2 separate regions of the Mus musculus genome follow, and region 1 is linked to region 2. Evidence: chromatin loops called from intact Hi-C (ENCODE). Cell type or tissue: heart. All regions are shown on one strand.

Evidence for each region. Hi-C counts contacts between places; a loop is a spot of excess contacts. Peaks named below come from ENCODE experiments on the same cell type or tissue, not always from the same donor. Only the 100,000 strongest peaks of a DNase experiment are listed, where the experiment ranks them.
Region 1: a loop joins it to region 2, with 2.2 times the contacts of the local background. A loop is called at or near these places in 8 of 42 quality-filtered maps.

Annotation. Positions count from the first base shown.
Region 1 is chr17:87,334,362-87,336,861 of GRCm38, forward strand. It overlaps Ttc7 (tetratricopeptide repeat domain 7), which reads left to right. Exons shown (of 20, transcript NM_028639.3): 11 at 1-10. Among named protein-coding and RNA genes, the nearest start is that of Gm52284, 29 kb to the left of the region's middle. In heart, a CTCF peak has its summit at 1,564 (motif pointing right); a DNase peak (open chromatin) is centred at 950.
Region 2 is chr17:87,445,986-87,448,485 of GRCm38, forward strand. It overlaps Calm2 (calmodulin 2), which reads right to left and starts at 950. Exons shown (of 6, transcript NM_007589.5): 1 at 808-950. The coding sequence starts at 810. In heart, a CTCF peak has its summit at 1,306; DNase peaks (open chromatin) are centred at 126, 926 and 1,226; H3K4me3 peaks cover 1,997 bases; H3K27ac peaks cover 2,337 bases.

The DNA of each region.
Region 1 (2,500 bases), 110 kb before region 2:
CCTGCATTGGGTGAGTGCCACGTGAGATGAGGGTATGGTGGGCAGAGCCCAGGTTTGGTGACCTCCTGGGGAGGACGCTAGCAAGTGGGAATGATGTGGGGGTGTTTGTAGTAGAAGACAGGGTGCCACCTTTGTGTAGGGACAGGAGGCCCCACTAGCCTCTGTCTTGACAGCATAGCTAGCCCCAGTTTCCCAACTGGTATCTGATTGTGGTTCAACTTTGAAATGTGATCTTCAGAGAGTCAAACAGATGGGAAGTAGGAGGGATGGGGGTGGCAGGTAAGACCTCAGAGTTACCTAGACCCACCTAGAGGTAGACCAGAAAAGAGGCTGCAGATGACTTCATAAGTATAAAGAAGGGAGGGGCCGAAGTCAACTCTAGCCTGAGACAAAATAAAGATGGCCTCCTTGTAGCTCCGTCTTTGTTCTTACTGAACCCCTAGAATTTCCTGGATCCTGCTGTCTGCTCAGCTGATGGCCTTTACTGGGGGGACTCTTGAAAGTATCCCCAAAAGGTCAGTAGCTTGAAGCAGTGAGAACACAGAGGGCCTTGGGTCCTGAGCCCAGGTCTTTGATGGGCTCAGACCCAGGACACTGGACCCTAGAGAGTGCCACTCCGACTTGTAACTGTCCAGATATTCTTCCCTTTGGTCCCAGTCAGCTTCCTGGTGTGAGGGAGAGCCCGTTCTCTATACTCTGAGTGACACAGAGCAAGTTCATCATCCCTCACACCTGTCATCTGGTACCCCCACATATCCTCTCCAGCAGGCTAGGGAGCCCCCATTCTTTCCTCTGCATTTAGAATCCAAAGCAAGCGCCCACTCTGCTGTGGGTGGTGTGCAGCTGCAGGCTGCAAGGGTGCCGGCTGCAGAGTCCCGGGCCGAATCCTTGCAGCCAAGGGTGCTGGGAGCTGAAGGCGTGGGGGACTGAGTCACCCGACGCCCAGCTCTGACTCCTCATCCCGGGCTGAGAGGGAACCTTGGGTTCATCCCTTAGATGAAGCCTAAAATACCCATGTCTCTGGGAGCAGGGCTGCGGAGGGCACATGTGATCCCTGAGCTGCCAGCTCCGAGGAGCCGTGAGGCCACCAAAGGCGGCCCTTGCCAGGAAGCCCTAAATTTAGGTCTTCCCACCATGGAGGAGCCGTTTCCCTCCGCAGCATAATTATAGTGATTATGTGCATTCAGATTACATGGTAATAAAATTAGGATCAAATCAGTCCAAATTGAAATCAGATGAGTTAGGAGCAAAGTAATCAATGACAACATAAATAGAAAAGCCCGAAAGGAAGCTTACACATGGAGACTTGTCACCAGAAAATGGGAGGAAGGCGGGCTGTTCCCGGAGACTGAGAATAGTCTGAGTGTTGGCTGTAGGAAGGCTCTCTTTAGGGGAGTAGGGATAAGGCCGAGCTGGGCAGCCTTCCTGACTGGGATGCTTCATCTGGACATCTCCCACCCCCTCTTCTTTTATTACAGTTAGTTTTCATTTGTTTTTGCTCTATGTGGCTGTTTTTCCTTCCTGTATGTATGTCTGTGCACTGTGTGTGCAATGCCCACAGAAGCCAGAAGGGGGCGTTAGGTCCTCTGGGACTGGAGTTAGAGATGGTTGTGCACCACCATGTGGGTGCTAAGAATTTAACCTAGCTCTTCTAGAAGAACAGTCAGTGCTCTTAACTGCTGAGCCACCTTCTGAGCCCCACTTTGGACCTCTTAGAGTCTGGTTTATACTCACCTTGGGCATGGGTTGAACTGAGGTATGCTTCTCTGGGGCAAAACTCTGTTGTTTCTGAGGCCAATGAGTGATGCTGGTGAGTATCTGGGCCCCTGCCCTGCAGGAACCTGGTCTCTTCACTGTGGCCTTTGCCTAGTGTTTCCAATTACGTACCTTCTGCACTTGCTTTGCCTTGCTTTCTGGCCACAAGGCAAATTTGGGGCGCAGATAAAACAGAAGATGTAGACGTTTTCTTGATTCCCTTCAAACACATTTAAAAATGATTTAATTTTAAAAGTTGGAACCTCTTCAGGAGACATAGAGGACAGGGCATGCGTGTATACTGCATGCCACACAGACAGCAGAAGAGGTTGTGAAGTAGGATGCGGTTTATAATATGTGCCTCACGTGGTCTGCATGCCCCGAGCAAGCAGAAGAGGTACTGGAAAGGAAGAGCACGGGCTATGGGAAACAAGTCTGTTAGTCGCCTGCTCACTAGCTTGTGGGACTTAGAGGGGTGATTCTCTGCGTGTGAGTGCCTCAGTTCCCTCGTCTACAGTCTGGGAGCTGGTGTGCCCACTAATTGGGTAGCTGTGATCCACAGGAGATGGTGTCTGTGTATGGCACATTGCAAGTGTACGACAGATGGTTACCACTGTCGTTTACGGCACTGGGAAAGGACATGGCTTTCCTTTTCCTTTCCTTTCCAAGTCCAGGGGCATGGGTCGTTCACGAAGCATGGAAGCACACTGGCTCTCTTGCCACTGCTTTGTCTTAAGTTTGAAAG
Region 2 (2,500 bases):
AAAAGAAAAAAAAATTAATCATCCAGTCTGGGTAGCGGAAGCCAGCACCAGATGGAGTGAACAAGCAGCAGCAGCAGCAGCCCTGCGCGGAGGGGGAGGGGGGACTGCTGGGGTCCCCTCCCCCGCCCATCCCCGCAGCGCCGCGGGCCGCCCAGACCTCCGCAGTCCTGCAGGTGCCAGCGCAGCAGCTGGGGCGCGAGCCGAGCCGAGCCGCGTAGGGCGGCGGCTCGGGGCCCCGCGCGCTCACCCCACCCGACCCCCGCGGCGGGGGTCCCCGCACGGGCTGGACCCACGGGGCGCGCCCCCGGCCCGGCCCGGCCCGGCCTCGCGGGGATGCGGGCTAACGGCGCCCGCTCGCCTCGGGGCCCCGCGCTCCTCCCCACCCCACCCCCCGCGCATGGCGGCCGGGCGGACAAAGGCGCTTCCTGGCGCCCGCGCTCGCTCGGCGGTGGCCGTTGGCGGTTTGAATCCGGCCCCCGGGGCTGACCTTTGGCGCCGCCTCGGCCGCAGCCCCTCCTGCTCTGCTCTCTCGACCGAGCCCACGGCCCCGCACCCCAGATCCATCCTCCCCCGGCCAAGCCCCGCAGCGGTCCCCCGACTCATCTAAAAGGGAACCCAAGAGGACAGGGGTGGGGGACACCTGCGACACAAGTGTCGCGGGGGGCCTCCTGGCTTTTTTTTTTTTTTTTTTTTGGTGCCGTCCCTCTGGCGAGGACAGTTCTGAGAGGGGAGGTCCCCTCTTTAGTCAATCCGCTTCAGCATCTTTCCCCGACCCGCGGGGCGCCGGCCGCTCAGCTACGCACTCACCATGCTGCAAGGGCTACGGGTTTCCGAGACGCGACCAGACAACCGCTCGACTCGCTCGCTCCACTCGGACTAATTCTCCTCCTCCGCCCCCAGCTCCTCATAAACACCTCCCTCCGCCTCCCTCCGCCAGATCCCTCCGCCTCATCCAGATAACGGAACCTAGCGAACGAGTCCCGGCCAGCCCCCGCCCCCTCCCCCCCCCCAACTCTCCGGGAGACCCCCTTTCTCCGCAGTCACTGGGCAGACACGCAAGAGAGAAAGGGGAGCAGGGGGACGGATGACGTAAGTGGGTTCCACTCCCAGGCAAGCCGTTAAAAGGCCGGGGGAACCGCGCCTGGCAGGAGCTACTTTGCGGCGCGGAGGAGCACCGCGGTGGCGGTCGACCAGGCGAACCTCGTTGAGCTTGCTGCTGATTGGCTGATTTGTACCTGCAATGCGTCACTTTCTCTCGCAGCCGGAACGCGGTTGCGGCTTCTGCCGTTGCTTGCTCGCGCCGCGCTGTCCTGGCAACTGCGCCAGGCGGCAGCGTGGCTCTCTCTGCGCTCGGCTGGAGGACCTTCTTCCACCCGTCCTGCCTGCCACAGACACACGCACACACTCACCTTCCCGCCCCGTATGGAGGTGCTGCTGACAAAAACAACACGGGCCAAAACAAAAAATAAATAAAACTGAAGGACACCCCCCCCCCCCAGTAAACACCCACCCAGCGCGCCCAGCTTCTCAGCGTTGCTGCATAGGGAGGCCGGTCGTTTTTCATTACACGGTGCCGAACCCATGCAGCTCAGCTGACAAGCTAATCAAAAAAGGGGCTTCCGTTTATGCCTACCCTTCGCTTCTCTTTCCTAGCAGTAATTTATCAGAAAGCTACTCAAACCCACTGTATCCGAGAGTGTGTGCTGTCGGTCTCCCCAAGGAGCCCCTCTGAAATTAGAAGCCCAAAGTAGACAACCAGAAAAGGATGATGGGGGTTAGAGAGGAAAATAAGGATTCCATCCTCAAAATACAGTGCCCAGAGAAGATTGATGGAACAGCCACGGCCCAGAGAGAATTAGGAAGATGGCGAAGGCAGAAAGAACTTCCCAGTTGAAAAAGCACCACCATGCAAACCCTCAAACCGTGGAGAGCAATCACTTTGTAAAAAGCAAGGCAAGATGAAACCTCAACTTCAGAAAGAAGCCTGCCTTCAGGATAGTTTCCCCGTTCAGCAAGAACATTTCGGTGCTAACAGCTATATGCACCCACTCGGAGAGTCCATTTTAACCTCCTTTACCTAAGTTAGACATCCCTCACACCTTTAAACATATCTTTTAATGAAGCCAGAGCTGGGCCCTCTTTCAGTCATGGAAACCAGACATTAAGCGGCCTTCTAATTAGCACTAACAAAGCTGACACCCTTTCGAACGAATGCCCACTCGATGGGAATACCAAACCAAACCAAACCTCAGATTTCTGTTTCTATTATCCTTGCCAATGTGGTGCCCTGATAATACTGAAAGGGAGGAGAGCTAATTAACCTTACCCCACAAATGAGATAAATATCATTATTTGGGAATATTACTTTAAAATGGGCACCTCCAGCCAAGAATCTGACGCCACCGTTCCGTTCCAGTGCACTACATTCTGGTAAATTCAAAGTTTTTCCAAGATATACCTCAGAAATTTGTCTGTGACTCCTCCTCAGATCTTCAGATGG